Regions from separate parts of the Mus musculus genome. Here region 2 is linked to region 1. Evidence: chromatin loops called from intact Hi-C (ENCODE). Cell type or tissue: heart. All regions are shown on one strand. Each heading gives the region's core, and the rest is flanking DNA. Links, peaks and the distances in the headings are about the cores only.

Region 1 (10,107 bases), core at 1,882-6,881:
GGGGGTGATTTGGTGAGAGTGGTGGGTGTGTGTAGTTTGATTTTAAAGTTGTAAGGTGTGAACTCTGTAGACAGCAATGTCATGTCTGATGTCAAAAGATTGGCGCTCCCTCCCTGTTAGGCGCTACCTGTTGAGTGCTGCTGCTCTATGAGCTCAGTGTCTCTGTATTTCTAGAGTAATACCTCTCCTACTTTGTGTTAGGATGACCTAGCTAAAGCTCTAGAAAAGCTATCTGCATTTTGAAAGAGGATAGCAGACAGACTCCACTGTCCATCCCTAACAGTATTTCTGCAAATGTTCAATAGCTGCTGATATGCTAAACATACATAATACTAGGTCACCCCAATAAGGTTAACTGAGGAATATATATATATATACATACATACATACATACATATACATATATATGCATAAAGCTCTATAAAGTATAAGACTTCAATTACTTCTACAGCTTTCCGATATTTGTTAATCAAATTTAGTATTTTAGACTAGGGTGTAGTTCATTTACTAGTGGGGTAGAGCAACTACCTGGCATAAATAAAACCCCAGGTTTAGACCTACCCATAAAGGGGAAATTTTTTGGAACTTTTATTGTTTTTTAGGAATGTTTAGGTACCATCAATTGCATACTCTGTTAAAAAACATGGATATCATGATCCTAATTCTCATTTCTTTATTGACTTATTTTACCATATAACCTATAACTGTCTTCTTCCTTTCTCTTCCTTCTTCTTTAAGACAGGGTTTCTCTGTTCAGCCTTGGCTGTCTTCGAACTTAGTAGACCAGGCTGGTCTTGAACTCATAGATCTCTGACTGCCTCTGCCCGACAAATGCTGGTGAGTACCATCACACAGCCCCTCTCCTCCTCTCTTGAGACAAGGTTTCTCTGTGTAGCCCTGGCTGTCTTTTAACTCCCTCTATAGATCAGGCTGGCCTCAAACTCAGAGATCCACTAGCTCTGCCTCCTAGCGCTGGGACTAAACACCTTTAATCCCAGCACTCGGGAGGCGGAGGCAGAGGCAGGCAGATTTCTGAGTTGGAGGCTAGCCTGGTCTACAGAGTGAGTTCCAGGAAAGCCAGGGCTATACAGAGAAACCCTGTCTCGAACCCGCCCCCCCCTCCCCCCAAAAAAAACCAAACCAAACCAAACCAAAACAAACAAACAAACAAAAAAAAACCACCAAACCCGGGGCTGGCGAGATGGCTCATCGGGTAAGTGCAATGATTGCTTTTCCAAAGGTCCAAGTTCAAATCCCAGCAACTATGTGGTGGCTCACAACCACCTGTAATGAGATCTGACCCCCTCTTCCGGTGCATCTGAAGTCAGCTACAGTGTACTTATGTATAATAATAAATAAATCTTTGGGCTGGAGCAAGCAGAGACTGACTGAGCAGGGCTGACTAGAGTAGAGGTCCTAAAAAATTCATTTCCCAACAACCATATGAAGGCTCACAATCATCTGTACAGCTACAGTGTACTCACACACATAAACAAATAAATCTTAAAAACAAAACAAACAAAAAACCCAAAAAAATATCAGATATGGTAGCACCCACCTATAATTCAAGCAGTTGGGAGTCTGAAGCAGAAAGATAACTGTGAGTTTGGGGCCAGCATTACACTACAAAGTAAGGGCCTACACACCTTTGATCCCAGTATTTGGGAGGTAGAGGAAGAGGTAGACTGATCTCTGTGAGTTCAAAGCCAGTCAAGGTTATAGTCAGACTCTGTACACTCAGCCCCAACACTGACTGTTAAAATGTAAAAATGTTAACCTGTTGTGTTGCACACGTCTGTAATCACAACACTTGGGAGCAGAGAATCAGGATTTCAAGGTCAGCCTGGGCTATATGAAATCCTGTCTCAAAAAAAAAAAAACCAAACCAAACCAAACCAAATAAAATACCACACAAGAAACCCAAAAATCCTAGAATAGAAAAACCAAGCAAACAGTTTTTGTGAGACTGGCCCAAGTTACTTACAACTTTGGACCTAAGTGGTTCAACTACAAAAACAAGACAATAAAACTACCTTTCCCCCCAGAACTATTGAAATTTTGTGTGGAACACAGTTTAAAATGTTGTAAACTGCGGCTAGAGAGATAGCTCAGTGGTTAAGAGCAGCTGCTCTTTCAGATGACCTGAGTTCAATTTCTAACCTGAGTTCAATGTCGTGTTCTTTCCATTTTCATGTGACTACTATTCTTACTGGATTACAAGATTAATTTATTAATTTAATTTAAAGTATAATTCAATATAGCCTAAGTAATTTATGCTTTTCTAATTAACAGCAAGCATCAAGTTGAAAAGTTAGCATAACAAAACAGACATTTAAAATTTAAAATGCTCAAATTCACATGTCAGTTTTTTTTTTTTTCCCACAGAGATGAACAAAGTTACAGAACTCTTAAAAGCCATGGGTCAATTATGAGTAACTGTTACTGAACACAAGTGACTGAAGAAATTAATAGTTGTCACTTCAGATTAATAGTTGTCACACAAACTGGTCCATGTATCAAGAATGTACAAAACTATAGAAGCAGATGGTTGACTGCGGATATACAAGACTTCAGCAATAAAACAGGAGGCTATGGAACCAACTGATTTAGAGCAATATGGGGTAAATGAGTTGGCACATGTCTGGAAAACTACATTTTAGGTTAGAAGAGAGGAAGAATCAGGACTGAGTATGTACTTTAAAAACTATGTTAAAAGTTAAAAAAAAAAAAGGTCAACTTGTAATAAAGTAATTATTGCACCTCAGTTCCCTCTGAGTACTATGATAAAAGAGTACCATCTGTGAGCTCAAGTTTATGTTTCGGGAACATTCTAAGACATCAGGTGGTTTCTTTGTGGCTTACCGATGACACAGCTTTCTTGACAGCTCACAACTTTCTAGACCCAGTTGTCTGCCTAGTGGCCTGTCCCAACCACACCCGCACACCAAGAATTAAAAGGTCCAAGCTGCCAGAAGAGGAGATCCCAGAGGACCAAGAAGGGGAACACCAGGGCTGGGGGTCTTGGGGGGGGGGGTCTGCCTGCGACAACCCGATTGCCAAGGCCTGCAGGGCGCGACTCCTCGCAGGGTTCAGTGATTGGGGACAGGGCCTGGACGCGCTTCCCACACAGATGCAGACAGGTCACGCCGGAGTCCCCAACAGACCCCAGAAGCACCAAGTGGCACTGGGCCCGCCCGCGGCCTGGAGAGGCTTGGCGTCTGGGTCGGCCCCGCAGCGGAGCAAGCCTGGAGCCTTATAAAAAAAAAAAAAAAAAAAAAAAAAAGCTGTACTGGCCCGGACAGGAGACGAGCGGCCCCGAAGAGACCGAGTGGACTGGGCGACAGGGTCTTAGGCTGTCTGAGCCCGGCCCACCTTAGCTCCTCCTGCCTAGCTCACTCGACGCTAACGAGAATCCAGAACAAGATCAAAGCGCCACCGTTCTCGGGCCCTCTCCCCAGTCACCTGCCACGAACACCACGAAGACCGCGCCGCTCCTCTTAGCAGACGCGATGGCCGCCGGGATGGCGCCCTGGAACCACAGCATCGTCCCCTTCAGGCCCAGGCGCTCGCTCGGTGTGTCGTCGCCGCGGTGCCACAGCCGACCCCGCCCTCCTGGTTCTTTGGCCTCGTGGCCCCGGCAACCACCGGCTAATCCGGGCCCCGGTCTGAGGACCCAGCCAGCCCGTACGCCCGACAGCCACCCCCTGGGGACGCGCACCGGAGCGCGCTTGGCAAGAAAAGTACGCCCCTGTGTCACGTGACGACGACACTCCTCGTCAGGGGTCGCGCGCCCCGGTGCCTGGTCGGCTAGGTAAGTCCGTAAGTGCGCGCCCCCGCGAAGCCTCGGGTTCCGACTCCAGGAAGTGGAAGGAAGTATCAGGAAGGATGACTAACCGCTACGGCACGTTGACGTCGCCTGCAGTGAGGCTTCCTGGGAATTGTAGTCTTCCGAGGCTTGTTAATTTGCGGAAAGGTAAACTGTGGGCTCAAAGCATGGCGAGAGTGAGCATAGTGAGCACATCAACGCTGTAAGAGTAAATGCTAGGTATCGAGTTGCTGTCACCCTCTGACTTCTGCAAGCAATCTGCTCCACAAATAAACAAGCTTTACGGGGCTTGACCCGAAGCCTTTGGTTTTTATTTAATTTGACCCTGTGAAAAAGATGGGATTCAGAGGGGCGTGGCAAACCACGCATTTAATCCCAGCAATCCGAAAGCAGAGGCCTGCCTGCCTGTATGAGATGGACAGCTTAGTCTACAAGGTGAGTTCCGCGGACTGTCAGGATTTGTACAGAGACCCTGAATAACAAACAAACAAACAAACAAACAAAAACCAACCAACCAACTTACCAAAAACCCCAAACAAACAAAAGAAAAAGACCGGCTAGAGGTACAACAGTGTTCCTCCTCGCCCGCCTCCCACCCCGCAGTACCACATAGGCCCCTTATCTGAAGGGTAAGCGAAGTGGCAGAATGCTGGCTTTTGGCTATAATGTGCATTTACTAACTGGATCACATTGTAAAACCTTCAGCCACTATGCTATGCTATTGAAAAAACTTATTTATTTTTAATTCTGTGAAGACAATCCTCCTACCTGTACCATCCAGCGTGTACCATCTTGGCTGGCTGTACTTAACTTGTATGAATATCATGTAAAGAAAATATTTCTGTTGTTTCCTTGAGTGATAGAGTAAAGAAAGTCTAAATGGAGTAGAATCAACTTGTGTATAGGCCAGTAAGAAAATAAATTAATAACTATGTAAGGTTTATGGATGCATACGAAATCAAAATGGAAGAAAAAACATTTGCACAAGTTTCTAGTGTTTGGTTTCGGACTTGGGGACAAGGGACTGAGGTGCATATTTTCCACACCAAAGCAGACCTGGCCTCCAGGTTCTCCCAGCATCCCTCAGTCCATACCCTGCCTCCAACTTTGAACTTCCCAGTCCAGATCTCTCTCTCTCTCTCTCTCTCTCTCTCTCTCTCTCTCTCCTTGCCCATTCCCACTCCCCCCCCTTCTCTCTTACTATATATCTTCCTCCACTAGCTGCTCCCCTCTCCCTGGTGGCAACTTCCTTGGCCTTGATCCTTGGGGCCAGTGAACTCGCCGACCGAGAGCGGTTTCCCAAAAACCTGCCTTTAATATAATCTAATCTGGCTTAAATTGGCCAATTTCTCCTATCTTCCTTCAAATATATATATATATTTAACTACTTTGATATCCCTTTTCTGCTTCGAAGGCAGATACAAGTGACTAATACAAAGCAGCATTAGTGGCAGGACGTGGAAACAGCTACCCCAGTTCGTGAGCACCTCCATTTATTACTAGCACAACTCCCTCTCTGACAGTTCAGTTGTCTCACTAGTCAATTGGAGCCTTGGAGGGAACCTACCCTTTAGGCTATGTGACCACACAGAGACCCTTGTGTTTAGCAAGTACTTGTTACTTATGTAGCAATTAAGTGCTTTACAGATGTTAGCTATTGTTTCTGAATGCCTGCCCCAAATCCTGTTTAAGGAAATTATGCATGTACTTTTCAGAATTCAAAGTTTTGCTGGATCATTTCTAAACTTAACCACTGAACAAACATTTGTTGAGGTCTTAGTAAACAAAAGAACCACCTCAAGGATTACATTCCTCTGGCCAGCAGTAAAACATTAAGCAATAAATAGGGCAATTACTCCTGTAATTGCCACTGTAATAAATGGCAGAGAAGAGGAACTACAGAATGTTTTAACTTACACCAAGTCATTAATTATAGTTCACCAGGAATGCCTCATGAAGGGCTGAAAAAGTTGGCTTCTTCCTTTTTTTTTTTAGTTTTTCGAAATAGGGATTCTCTGTATAGCCCTGGCTGTCCTGGAACTCAACTTTGTAGACCAGGCTGGCCTCGAACTCAGAAATCGGTCTGCCTCAGCCTCCCAAGTGCTGGGATTAAAGGCATACACCACCACTGCCTGGCCTAGAAGTTGGCTTTTTTTTTTTTTAATTTTTTTTATTAGGTATTTTCCTCGTTTACATTTTCAATGCTATCCCAAAGGTCCCCCATACCCACCCCCCCAATCCCCTACCCACCCACTCCCCCTTTTTGGCCCTGGCGTTCCCCTGTACTGGGGCATATAAAGAGAAGTTGGCTTCTTGAAGGTCATATTTAAGTATGAACAGAGGGGCTTGGTAGAGATAGGCTCCATGTTCAAACACACATATGGCTCTTGCAGAGGACTTGAGTTCAATTGTGAGTACCTACATTAGGTGGCTCACAACAGTCTATAATTTCACAAGCTCCTCTGGCCTCTGTGGACACCTGCATGCATGTGCACCTACTACACACACACTATTAACAACAATCATTTTTTTGAGTTAAATTAACTGGAAAATGCCAGTAGAAAAGAATAAATGTTCTGGGAAGAGTTTAGTTTCCAATACCTATCTCAGGCAGTTCATAGCCTCCTGCTATCTCCAGCTCCAGCTAGGGAGTCCAGTACCTTCTGACCTCTGTGGGTACTCATAAACACAGGCACATGAAAATAAAACTAATCTTAAAATACAAGCATATCCAAACACAATCCCTGGAGCTAGAGTTATAGGTATTTCAGAGCTGTCTGGTGTGGGTGCTGGGAACTTCATCTTCAACTGCATGGTGGCAGGTGCCTTTAACTGATGAGCCATCTTCCTGGTCCAGGACTATCGTTTTATTATAGTTATTGGAGAAAAGACACTTTCTATGTAGACCAGGCTGATGTAGAACTTTTGCTCTACCATTATGCCTATCTTCTGAGAACTATTATAGGCTTGAGCCACCATGCCTGGTGTGAATTATTTTGAGGTTCAAGTGAAGTGTGTAAACTGAGTGTACTGGCTAGTTTTGTGTCAACTTGACACAGCTGGAGTTATCACAAAGAAAGGAGCTTCAGTTGAGGAAATGCCTCCATGAGATCCAACTGTAAGGCATTTTCTCAATTAGTGATCAAGGGGGAAAGGCCCCATGTGGGTGGGATCATCTCTGGGCTGGTAGTCTTGGTTCTATAAGAGAGCAGGCTGAGCAAGACAGGTGAAGCAAGCCAGTAAAGAACATCCCTCCATGGCCTCTGCATCAGCTCTTGCTTCCTGACCTGCTTGAGTTCCAGTCCTGACTTCCTTTGGTGATGAACAGCAGTATGGAAGTGTAAGCCAAATAAACCCTTTCCTCCCCAACTTGCTTCTTGGTCATGATGTTTGTGCAGGAATAGAAACCCTGACTAAGACACTTGAGGTTAGAGGGCTCTACCTTTGATACATCTATAGACCCCAGCCCAGAACTTTTTAAAAATTTTTATTATTTAAGGTAGGTGTAAACTCAAACAGGCCAGAGGACAACTCAATTCTCTTCAATCACATGTATTCTGAATGACATCTCTAGCAGCTCCCAGCATCACTCCTCTTGAGCTGTAAGGTCAAAACTAGGAAACAATACAGAGCAATAAAGAATAACAATACAGGGCTGGAGAGATGGCTCAGTGGTTAAGAGCATTGACTTCTAGAGGTCCTGAGTTCAATTCCCAGCAACCATATAATGGCTCACAACCATCTGTAATGGGATCTGATGCCCTCTTTTGGTGTGTCTGAGGACAGCTACAGTGTACTCACACACATAAAATAAGTAAATAATTAAAAAAAAATGCAGAGCAGCTCCAAGGTGACTTATAGGTGGGTAGTATAGTGGTGTGGGTACTCTGCAACAGAATTAGTGGGAATGACAGAGACTAGCACAAGGCTTCATCATAAATCATGTGTTCAGAATGGTACTAACTTAAGAGACCCAAATTGCTTTTTAATGAAAATGGTTTTCATAGGAAGTGAATTCAGATATTATATGATCCAATTCAAGTATGTTTTATAGTATAGGATAAACTGACCTCTATTGTTCTAGCCACGACACATGCCTAGTTTTGTTTTATCTCTTCGAGAGTCTCAGAGGATATCTTTAATTCTGGATCCTTGTGTCCACCTTCTGAGTGCTGGAATTATAGATGTGTGTACTGTGATGACCATATTTTATGTTTAATTTCTTCAAACTTCGTGAATATAGGAATATAGCTTAGCTATATATCAATGGATTATTTTTAAAATTATATTTATCTCTTCATGTGTGTATGTATGTACTGCAATATGGGTAGCATGCCTGCCATGGTATTCATGTGGAGGCCAGAGGAAGTTTGTTCTGTGACATTTCTGAGTTGTGAAGCCATTAGTCAGGGGTGGTGGTAGGTGTCTTTAACTGATGAATTATCTTGCTGGTCCAGAATTATTATTCTATTATTTTTGGGACAGTCTTATTTGTAGACCAGGCTGACCACCATCATGCCTGTCTCCTGAGAGCTGAGGCCCGAGCCACTATGCTTGACTTGAATTGAGTCTCAAGTGAAATGTATATACAGAGGTTAGGAGTTTCTACCTGTTCTTTTGCCTTGTGACACCTGTATTTCAGTCTTCTCAAGTCTATGGTGGCTTTACTTGGTGACAACACTTTAATCTCTTTTCAAAAAGCATTATGAGCAACCCCCCCCCCCCTTGACTATAAAAATAGACTTGATCCAAGCCAGACCAGCAACAATTCCAGGGTCTCATATAGCCTAGGCTGTCTCCCAACTTGCCAAAGATAACCTTCTGATTCTTCTGCTTCCACCATTCAATGCTGAGATTATATGTGTATGCCATCACACCTGGCTTATGTAGTGCTGGGGATCAAACCTAGGGCTTTCCAAATGTTAGACAAGCATTGTGCTGAGATACTCCTCAACCTGGAGGACATGTGTGTGTGTGCGCGTGTGTGCGTGCGTGCGTGCGTGCGTGCGTGTATACAGGTCAGAAGGCAACTTGCAGGAATCATTTAGTCATAGGCCACAAGTTCACCACATGGGTCCTAGAAATGGAGCTCCTGCCTCAACTCCCCAAGTGCTGTGATCACAGACATTCACTACCAACACGTGGTTTAAGGCTTCTGTTAAAGAACTGAATTTGTTAAGTAACAAGAGAACTGAAACTTTACTTGGCTAATAATTTTATCTACTTTACTGTTTCCTTTCTCCTTTCATAAAGAACTACTTTGATCACTTTTTAGTTTTCTGACTCAGGCTTTTCCATCATTCCCTTCATTTCCTTATGCCATTCTTTTTTGTTTGTTTGTTTGTTTCGAGACAGGGTTTCTCTGTATAGCCCAGGCTGTTCTGGAACTCACTTTGTAGACCAGGGTGGCCTTGAACTCAGAAATCCACCCGCCTCGCCTTGAACTCAGAAATCCACCCGCCTCTCCCGGATCAAAGGCATGCGCTGCCACGCCCGGCTCCCTTATGCCATTCTTATATCTATGCCGGGGGGGGGGGGGGAATCAATCCAAAATGAATTGGTTTAGAAATAAACCAGAAACATGCACTATGCTGCCCGACCTGATGGAGCATAGTGGGGTTTTAAAATACAGCTGCAGCCAGGCAGTGGTGGTGCATACACCACCATCTTAGTATTTGGGAGGCAAAGGAAAGGGCAAAGGAAACTTCTGTTTGAGGCCAGCCTGGTCTACAGAGTGAGTTAGGACAGCCATAGCTACACAGAGTAACCCCATCTTGTAAAAGCCAAAACCCAAACCAAAGCAAGCAAGCAAGCAGCTGCCATGTTTTATACTGGCGAAGACTGATGGGTTGAATGTGTGAGTAGAAGCCTTAGGTTTTCTTTCAGTGTCAGATCTCAAGGCCTCAAGAATCCCAGATATGGGGCCATTGTTGGTTAGCTGGGTACTAGACCATGAAGAGTGCTGGCATGCAGGGGTCAGACCATTTCCACAAAGAGCTTCTGCTGAGCCCCTTCTGAGGTCTCATTTTGACATTTTTCTGTTGCTGATGTGGAGAATTCAACTCAGCTGTTTTGCAGAATGTGCTGCCTTGAGTTACATCAAGACCACAGGACTAATGGGTTTTAATCTGAGGTCTATTTTCTCTAGTCATAGGCCACAAGTTCTTCCATATTAGGATCAGGAAAAAACAAACAAACAAACGAACCCTTCCTTAGCCTGAAGAAGAGGTCAGATTCTATTCTGTTGTCAGCTATGATGCTAATTATTTCATGTTACTACT
Region 2 (10,107 bases), core at 5,108-10,107, 170 kb before region 1:
TCCCTCTCCAGCAAGAGGAGATTTTATCATTCCTAGGAAGAGCTGGTTTCTTATGTTCCTAGATTTCCTCCTTTGCCCTCCCTGTCCTCTCCCTATATGGGGGATCCCTTGGCCCCTCACATAAACCCCTTCTAATACCCATTATCAAGCCCTTTCCGAAGCTCTAACAGCTCTTCCTTCAGGTTCCAGCCCTACATCTCCCAGACTTAACCTGTCTTTTCTCCCATGATGTTAATAGAGAGAAAAGGACGTGCTCTTGGGGGTCCAGGCCACCAACTAGGATCTTCTTTGTACCTGCAGCATACTTGTCAAAGAAATTAGACCTGACCACCAAGGATGGGCACCTGCAGCTGAGCTCCTCATACATGAATAAGAAAAACCTCTAATTTTTGGGTTACCCACCACTATCTTCTTCTCCCACAACCTGTCCCACATCTTAACATATAAAGGCTTATAAATTCTATCTCCCTCCTGGGCTCGCTCATGCCCTCTCTTTCCTTCTCCCCCTCGCCCATCCCCCTCTCTCTGTGACACTAGTTAAAAAGTGACACTTACTTTCCAATCATGCCCACCCCTCAACATCTCAAATCTTCTTACCCTAACACAGATCACTCCCAATCTCTTTCTTTCACTGAAACCTTAAAGGAACAACAGCGACAACCCTCACACTGAGGGCACACTGCCTCAGGCCATCTATAGCTGGTACACAGATGTCAACTCCTTTTTACACAAGGGGTCCAAAAAGCAGGCCATGCCATGGAGTCAGATACTGAGGTGGTTGAAGCACGCCCCTGCCTGCCCACACCACTAATCAACAGGCTGAACTAATAGCTCTCACCCATGCCTTCCAAGTGGCACAAGGACAGTCCCTTAACATCTCCACTGACTCCAAATATTCCTTTCAAATCCTCCTGTCTCATGTTGCCATCTGGAAAGATAGCATACTACTTACAACAAAAGGAGGATCAATAACCAAGCCAGACCAAATAATGGCCATCGTAAAAGCCTCCCATCCCCCCAAGGCTATAGGAATTGTCCAGCACTAATTCCACCAGACTGACAATTTTGTCATCTCTACAGGAAAATAATAGCCAATGCAGTGGCTACAGCTGCAGCCCTTGGAGGCCCAGGCCTATCCCACCCACCACAAGATATCCTTAAATGACAACCCATATCCCCACTCTCACCCCTGACACTCAACAAATTCTATCAGCAGCTCTTTCATCCAAAGAGCCACACCTTGTCTCAGTTTGTTAAGACCCATCCGCAGTGGACGCCTTGGGACTTACATTTTTTTTCTTTTTTCTTCTTTTTGAGTTAATTTTTTAAATTATTTATTCTAATATTTTTCAGTTATTGAATATTTTCCTTATTTACATTTCAAATGTTATCCCCTCTCCAGGTCTCCTCTCCAGAAACCCCCTATACCAGATCCCCTTCCCCCTGCCTCTATGAGGGTGCTCCTCCACCCACCCACCTTCTCTCGCCCTCTTGTCCTGGCATCCCCCTACACTGGGGCATTGAACCCCCTCAGGCCCAAGGGCCACTCCTCCCTTGATATCCAACAAGGCCATCCTCTGCCACATATGTGGTCAGAGCCCTGGGTCCCTCCATGTGTACTCTTTGGTTGGTGGTCCAGTCCCTGGGGGCTCCAGGGGAATCTGGCCAGATTGATTTCTATTTTTTTAAAGATTTATTTATCTATTTTATGTATGTGAGTTCACTGTAGCTGTATAGATATGGTTGTTGGGAATTGGATTTTTAGGACCTCTGCTTGCTTCTGTCTGTCCCACTCACTCGAGTCAACTCTGCTCACTCAGTCACTGCTTGCTCCAGCCCAAAGATGTATTTATTATTACACATAAGTACATGGTAGCTGACTTCAGCTGCACCAGAAGAGGGCGTTCTCATTACGGTGGTTGTGAGCCACCATGTGGTTGCTGGGATTTGAACTCAGGATCTTGGTAAGAGCAGTCAGTGCTCTTACCCTCTAGCCAGCCCCAGATTTACATTTCTTAAGAGCTAATACTACTTCTTGTAAAATCTGTTAGATGTCAGACCCCAACTCCAGCTATCTCTCTCTCTCTCTCACACACACACACACACACACACACACACACACACACACACACACACTTTTCCTATTCATCAGGCCAGAGACTCTCTCCCTGGAACTGATGGCAACTTGACTAAACTCCAAATATGCCACACTCAAATGTGTTACAAACTTCCTGGTCTTGGTGAACACCTTCTCAGGGTAGGTGGAGGCATTCCCCACCACCAACAAAAGGGCTCAGTCAGTCTCTGACCTCCTCCTACCCCAGGAGACCATTCCCAGCTTTGGAATCCCCATCTGCCTCTAGTTAGACAATGGTCCTGAATTCACCTCCCAGGTCTCCCAAACCCTATGCAAAGCCCTCAAACATCCATTGGCACTTCCATATTCCATACCACCCCCAGTCCTCAGGAAAGAGAGAATGAACTAGCTCCTTTAAAACCACCCTTGTCAGCTGGGTGTGGTGATGCACACAGCCTTTAATCCCAGCACTCGGGAGGCAGAGGCAGGAGGATTTCTGAGTTCAAGGCCAGCTTGGTCTACAAAGTGAGTTCCAGGACAGCCAGGGCTATACAGAGAAACCCTGTCTCAAAAAAACAAAACAAAACAAAACAAAGCCACCCTTGTCAAACTCTCACAAGAACTTTACCTTAATTGGGTAAAGCCCTTCTCAGGCTACAGGCTCCCCCCAAGTGACCTCTTTCCATCTCTCCTTATGAGCTCATGTATGAACAACCAGTTCTGACCCCCTGTCGTTCACCCAAACAACTCACTTTTCCCTGATCACCAACTCACCTCCTTACTCTGTCATCTCCTCTCTCTCCTATGGAACGTTACTGACCACTACCTACCCTGACCATATGCCAACTCCTGTTTGTCCCCAGTCACCATTGCAGATCAGGTCCTTATCTCCCCTCCAAACCAAGGTCTCTCCCCCTCTCCCCCTAAATTGCAGAGCCCTTTAAGGTAATTCTTGTAACCCCCACAGCTGCTAAGCTTGAGGGTCTCCCTCTTTGAGTCCCCTATCCCACCTCCAGCCCTTTACTCCTCTGCCTCAAGATAATTTCAACCCCAACAGGACCCTGCTCCCTTAAGTGTCAGGAGACCCCGAGATCAGCCACCTTATTCCTGCTTCCAGGAGAATGAGGCTTCACCCTGGCAGCCAAGCTCTACTCTACTAAACTGGATATAGAGTTTTCTTCCTCTCCCTCCTGTCCACTTCTGTCAGGGTAACTCTTACATATACAGATAAGAGACCCTCACTTCTACAAATCAGTCCTTCCAAATAGGCTTGGGAACTATTCCACAGCCGGCTGTCAGAAGCCAGGTAAAATTCCCATCAACCCTATGTTCACTCCTCCTCCTTCATTTCATGACCAGACGGAATGTTATTGTAAAGAGTAGCCAGATGTACATGGAGGCTGCCCTTACTAGTCTTGCCAATACTATGTGCTACATGTGCACCTAGCCCCAATTCCTACCTCTGTCTACAAAATGGGGCTGTTCATCTCTATCTTAGGGATCTGTGTGAGAAACAGGTTTGTTACCAGTAAGTTCTACTGTTTCTTCAGCCCCCACCCCCACCCCACCCCACCCCCAGCACCCAGGGAGCACAGTTAAAATTCAGAGAAAATACCAGTCACTCAGCCCTTGGAGCTAGGAGAAATAATGGAGGTGAGTCAACATCCCTCCACGGTTGTAACCTCTTTAACATCCCTTCTCCTAAATAATACAAACCTGTCATTTTGACTCCTCCTCAGATTCTGACCTCCACAGACCTACCAACTCCTCATTGTCACCCAACCTGGCCACTTTGGGGATTGCTGGCTATGAGTTCCTCCTAGGACTAGCTCACAACTGCTTACTTACAGCCTCTCCCGTAACGTCATCAAACAATCTTACGTCACCATTCACCAACTGCCCTGAGTCCAGTGTCGTCACAACTCCTTACCTTTTTCATATCACTCTCTTTGGCATGGCAAACAACTATGAGGCATCCAGGACACATTTTGTAGGGGCATTAAATTTCTTAGACTGCAATAAAACTCTAACCCTTGCCACCCCATCTCAGTCCCAGTATCCCAGTGCTTTGATTCTTCATAGTACTCAAGTCTCCCGTCACCTACCTGCCAGTTGGTTAGGAGTTTGCATGCTAGTATTTCTCTTCCCCAAGTTGCGGATGACACAAGAAGAAAAGCCTGTACTGATTCTGGTTGTGGACTCAATAGCTGCCCTACATAATAAAAGGCCAGTTCAAATCCTGCCCCTTCTGGCCATCACAGGAATTATGTGGACCAGCAGGACTGACCACCTCCCTGGCAAGGTTCTTCAGTCATGTTCCCAGTGCATTCAGATCCTCCAACATATGGAGGATCTGAAACCCTACTCACCCTTCAAGGACAAATTGACTCTTGGCAGCAGTGGTCCTCCAACATGGACAAGAACTAGATCTTTTGACAACTGAAAAGGTGGCCTTTGCCTCTTCTCCAAGAGGGACGATGCTTCTATGTCAGCCAATCCAGTACAATACAAAACAAAAATCCACCAGCTCCAAACAGACCTCCAAAAAGGTAAGGAAAAACTCAATGCCTCCAGTCCCTGGGCCTCTGAGGGCCCCGTATGGAAGTGAATACTTCCCTTCATGACCCTCTCCCTTCTCCATTTCCTGTTTTTACTAACTTTATCAGTCTCTTCTCTACCTTTCTCCGACGACAAATTAAAAAACTCTCCAATCAAACATTTAATCAGTTCTTACAGGACCACCAACCCCTAGCCACGGGGCCAGAGACTTATGACTGCTGAATATGTCCTGCTGGTGAGGATCAACAGTGCTCCAAAGATGTCGCCATCCCCAGACAGCAGGAAGCAATCTAAGGAACACGGCGCCCCCATTTCTACCTCACCTGTCACCCCTTCCTATTCCTCACCTTTTATAATAAATAAGAGAGAGGAATATAAGAAAACTAAGAACCATCCTCATTCCAGAACCAGGTCTTCCCTACCCAGCCTGCCTTCAGTAACTCAAGAGACAGCAGCCACGTCATCTCACCAGTCACCAAATGCAGCCCATTTCCAATCATCGTAGGTGGCGTATTCTCCCTGTGCACATTTACTGTATCCCTTTATAAAGCCTGTGTCTTCACAACTTGTTCTCTTTCTCCTCCATCCTTGCTCAAAGGCTGTCTTTGTATACCCTCCCCCAAGCCCCACTAAATCTCTTGAGTGAGGTCTGTTGCATGTGTGACTTTATGGCATTCCTTGGCCCCAATCTGCCAAGATGCTCTTCTGCTGAGAAACCCCAACTACTGACACTTGGGAGACCTCAGGAGTATAGCGTGTGTCCATTGATGTAGCTAGCAAATGCTTTTCTTCTGTTAGGTGAGAAAGCAAGAGCACATATTGTTAGAAATAAGTTCAGGAACACAGAGAAAGACATGACCAGTCCAACCGAAGTATCTGGACAAGGCAAACTTGACTCTTGATCAAAGGGTATCCTCTGAAGAGCAAACATCCCAACACAGGAAGTACATTTGGTTTTTATTTTACCTCAGCTGTGTCTTTTCCCCATTGGCTGGGGTCCGACCTCACAGTCTTATTCAGTTGGCTAGTCTGCAAAGAACTGGTGCACAGGAAATGGAAGAAGCAGGAAGGGGTCACTGCTCCAAGGAGAAAAGGGTCACTGTTCCAGGCCATTGAATTCCTAGTCTAGAGCATGGAGCCTTTGTGTAAACAAAGGTTTTACTGGGTAGGGAACTAAAGCATTTTCATAAGTCTTGTAAGGAAAGGGAGATAAACAGATTTGAATTCCTGGTTTTAAACACAAGTTTTACAGTATTCGATAGAAAAAGTCATAGTTGATATTTCTTACACATATTTACATCGTTACTCCAAAGTTATGACCTAAATAAGAATATTCTATCAAAGCAAAGGAGCACAGTAAGACATATGCAGGAAAACAACAAGAAACAAACAAACAAAAGGAGTCTTGTGGACACACTGAAATATGACAATTCCACCCTACCAAATGACAATAGAATTTATATGTTGCCTTCTGTCGATCAGGGCATACATTAGTACTAAGGCTAAGAGAATAAATACTTCTTTTAGAAATGGAGCCAATTCAGATGCTTTCTGCATTGGAATCCCTTGACTATAATGGAATGTGCTATTGACCATAAGTATTCACTATCATTCCCTAAGGAATGAATACATTCTTCTGTTTTGAGCAAACAGTAGCAGATTAAGATGTGTCTCTTCTCGGCAGTCAGCCTGCGTCAAGTAGAAAGATCAGCTCAGGATCCTGGCCAGAACCATCAGTAATCATTTTATTGCCAATGGTTTATATAACGCTTAGCACAAAGCACATATTTATAACCACTGATGAGTTAATTGAACCATATTTTCCCCCACCTATAACTACATAGTAAACTACACTTCTGGAGCCACCATATCTATCTTACCTGGATTCCAGATCTAAGTAAAATCTTACCTGGATTCCAGATCTAAGTAAAGTTATTCCCAGAGAGCTTTCATTTGAGGGGATAAGGTAGGGTTGGGGAGGAGGGTCCAATTGTATCCTGTTAACAAGTATTGACCATGACATTTTATGTCAAGATAAGACACTACAGACAGCTAAAATGTGACAAAGACGGCTAAAGCTTGTGTCCAGCACCGGAAGTAGTATGTAATCAAGTCTTCAAATTTCATCCCAACAAACTTTTCCTTCTTGGTTGTTGTTTTAAGATAGAGTCTCACTACGCAAACAAGGCTGGCCTCTGCTTCCTGAGTGCTGTTAACTGCAGGCCCGAATTACCAAAGCCCACATTCAATAAAAACGACAGCATTTTTCAAAAGTCTAATTTAGGGAAGATTCACCCATTAGACAACCAACACTATACTATGCATTGCCTTTCACAACACAACAAGTCAAGGAAAACCTGTAGGCTATTGCTTTTAAAACAGTACTCCATCCTGCCTTAGGAGCCTACCTGCCTACCTCTAACACAGCATCCTGCCTTCCCACACAGAGCAGGTTGCCCAGAGACCTCCTCTGACCCAAGAGACAGGCTTCCACAGGGCAGTGAAGGCATCAATTCCAAAAGCGGAGATCCCAGCTGGCAGGACGCGAGACAAGCTGTCTGCCAGGGAGGGTGAAACAATGATACTCACCCCACCCCCAACTCCCTGTCTCTAAATATACAAGTAAGCAAGCTCGTGGTGTTTCACACTCTTAATCCCAGCACTCAGGGAGCAGAGGCAGGAGGATCCTCGTGAGTTCCAGGCCAGACAGCATTACACAGACCCTGTCTTTAAAATAATTAGAATTAAATTTAAAAAGAGGGACTCTGGGAGCAAGGGGAAGACAATTAACTGGAATGAAGTTAGACCAAGAGGGTAGGTATGTCAAGAGGCTCTGCAGGGAAGATTCCTCGGAGCCTATCCTGCGAGACCACACCCACTTCTGGGCCACGCCCCATGACTCCCGTGGGCGGGGCAGAGGGAGGAGCTGGCGGCGGCGCGCGAGAGCTCGCTGTGGCTCTCGCGATATTTCCGAAGCCAAGGTTCCACGCGGAGACTGGGGGCTTAGAACCCGGGCTGGGAGGGCGAGACTGTGCGGGAGGGAGCCGCTTCTTAGCCTGTCCTACGGAAGCCTGCGAGGGAGGGTGGTATCCACTCCCCAAATCCAGTGTCCTGATGCCCAGCACCAACGCCAGCCGTAAGGGTCAGGAGAAGCCGCGGGAGATCGTGGACGCGGCGGAAGTGGGTTTCCTCCTTTCCCCCCGGGTCGGGGAGTGCGCTGAGGGAGGGAGTGGGGCGATCCGGGCGCCGCTTCCGTAGCTCCCGTCAGCGCTTTACTCGCAGGCCGCGGCGTGGGGTGTCGCGTCGCAGGCCAGTGCTCCCGAGGACCCCAGGGGCCGTGCCTGGGCTCGCGGCCTCAACTACTCGGGACTGTTAACTCTTGGGACCGTGGCCTGGAAGAACCGTGTTCCTGGGGGTGGGGGGACAGGCAAACGTGGGCGCTCGCGGAACCGGAAGTAGCTGCGGCGAGGTTCACTCGAGCCTTCCTAGGTTAGCACGTCCTGCACGGAACACACCAGCCCAGTCCCCGGACATTTCTGATAAAGCACCACTAATCGATACCCTCAGCCCTCATAATGTTCTGGCCAGTAAAGACAGCCCTTTGCAGCACGAGCTGCCAGTGTATTTAATGACTTTTCCTTGTGACAGCTGCCAACACGTGTTATCTTGGTTTCCTTTCTCAGTGACTCTGTGAGGTAGGGTAGTGCAATTCCCAGAGATAACCCTCAGTGATCCATAGCACTTTGCAGAAGTCAAGGTTTGAAATCCTCTAAGTTAGGTGTTTGTAGTAATACTTAAGTCTTAATCTTTTCCTGGCTCCTAATTTTTTGGTGGAGGAATTCAGCATTTGCTAACTACATCATAACTCAGAATAATAAGTTACTATTTAGTTCTGCTGAAATGTGAGTACTAAATAGAAACAATAACACTTTTTTTTCTTATTTTCACCCCCCTTTGGTTCAAATGCACCACCTATTTATGGCACATACCATTATGTGACAGTTCTCTCATATTGAAGAAACAATTTCAACAAGAGAATGTAGAAGAACAGAAACTGTTTCAGACATCTTTCAAAACTACCTTGTTAAAAAAAAATTTAAGGAAATTATTTTTGTGTGTTAGTGTGTCTAATTGTATAAATTATCAACACACCATTGTAAGTAGTATAGGTATAAGATACAGTATATGGTAGACATTATAATAGAGTTCTATAAATAAATGGAAGGAACTTAAGAACATTGTAGAGGTAAGGTAAGATAAAATGAAAGACTACGTAACTGTTTAATAAGTGTAGTTTATAGCCTGAACTTCAGCTCCTCTTCCTAACTTACTCCATGAAATTTGATAATATTGCCATTCTCAAACTATGTAACCTGTTATTAGTTGTAGAAATAGGAGGCAGGTGAATTTTCTGGTCGTGTTTTACAAAAGGAAAGTTGTAGTTAGCGTGTATCAAACAGCTCCGATTTCTAACAAGTGAACATCTGGTGCTCAGAAACCTTACCCAAAGCGTTGGTTCTCTTTGAACACCTCTTCCTGTGATAGGAAGTTAATAAAACTGTAGGACTTCATCTTACTCCCTTCACAGGGCAAATTTATATCTCTTCTTTGAAGTAGATTAATCTCCCTTGGAATAAGGTAGTTAAGAAGCATTCTATGCATGTGTAAGTTATACCTGGGAGTACTATTATGCATGATATATCTATGCACATATGTAAATATAATAAATATATAACCAGAAACTGGGTGCTTTTTTTCTTTGTAGTAAGCACATACATAAGTGAACAAATTTCCATATTTAAAATGGCTGAGTTTAAAAGTGTACTTTTGGAAATTAATACAAATTTATTTGTAGTTCTAGGTACTTGTATTTATGTATTTAAATTAAAAGTCATTTTACCAAAAAATTTTTTTCCCTAGGATTATGCTAAAGAGAGATATGGGATATCTTCTATGATACAATCACAAGAAAAGCCAGGTTAGTATTTTCCTTGTAATTCTAGAATACTTCATGAAGTTTAAAATAGGGTTGACTAAAGGTTTATGGATGTTAACACACTCTGTAAATATTATCAGCCTGTAGGTCTTAATCTGGAAAAGAATATGTTTGTTTGTTTGTTTGTTTGTTTGTTTGAGGCAGAGTCTTGTGAATTAGAATTACCCAGGCTGGTCTTGAACTCTGTGTGGCAGAGAGTGACTTTTAACTGCTGACTTCCCCTCTACCCCTCTGAGTGCTGATTTATAACTAGCATGTACCACCAATCCAATCAGTTCTAATTTTTAAATTTTTGGTTTGTTTGTTGAAACTGGATTTCTTTGTAGTCCTGGCTGTCCTGGAATTCACTTTGTAGACCAAGCTGGTCTCAAACTCAAAGATAGCTACCTGCCTCTCCTCCTGAGTGCTGGGATTAAAGGCAAGTGCCATCATTGCTCTACCAGATCTCTTTAAACCCTCAGGCTGCTCTGTCTTT

The links. A loop is a pair of places that touch in the nucleus more often than their neighbours do. Peaks named below come from ENCODE experiments on the same cell type or tissue, not always from the same donor. Only the 100,000 strongest peaks of a DNase experiment are listed, where the experiment ranks them.
Region 2: a loop joins it to region 1, with 9 times the contacts of the local background. A loop is called at or near these places in 1 of 42 quality-filtered maps.

Annotation. Positions count from the first base shown.
Region 1 is chr1:128,237,908-128,248,014 of GRCm38, reverse strand. It overlaps Ubxn4 (UBX domain protein 4), which reads right to left and starts at 3,878. Exons shown (of 13, transcript NM_026390.3): 1 at 3,463-3,878. The coding sequence starts at 3,544. Gm41949 (a long non-coding RNA gene) reads right to left here and starts at 3,456. Exons shown (of 2, transcript XR_878509.3): 1 at 3,373-3,456; 2 at 1-3,252. In heart, for the core only: no CTCF peak of the experiment used is centred there; DNase peaks (open chromatin) are centred at 3,214 and 3,774; H3K4me3 peaks cover 2,098 bases; H3K27ac peaks cover 1,795 bases.
Region 2 is chr1:128,414,861-128,424,967 of GRCm38, reverse strand. Dars (aspartyl-tRNA synthetase) reads left to right here and starts at 7,552. Exons shown (of 16, transcript NM_177445.5): 1 at 7,552-7,816; 2 at 9,557-9,614. The coding sequence starts at 7,751. In heart, for the core only: no CTCF peak of the experiment used is centred there; DNase peaks (open chromatin) are centred at 7,217 and 7,577; H3K4me3 peaks cover 1,945 bases; H3K27ac peaks cover 1,701 bases.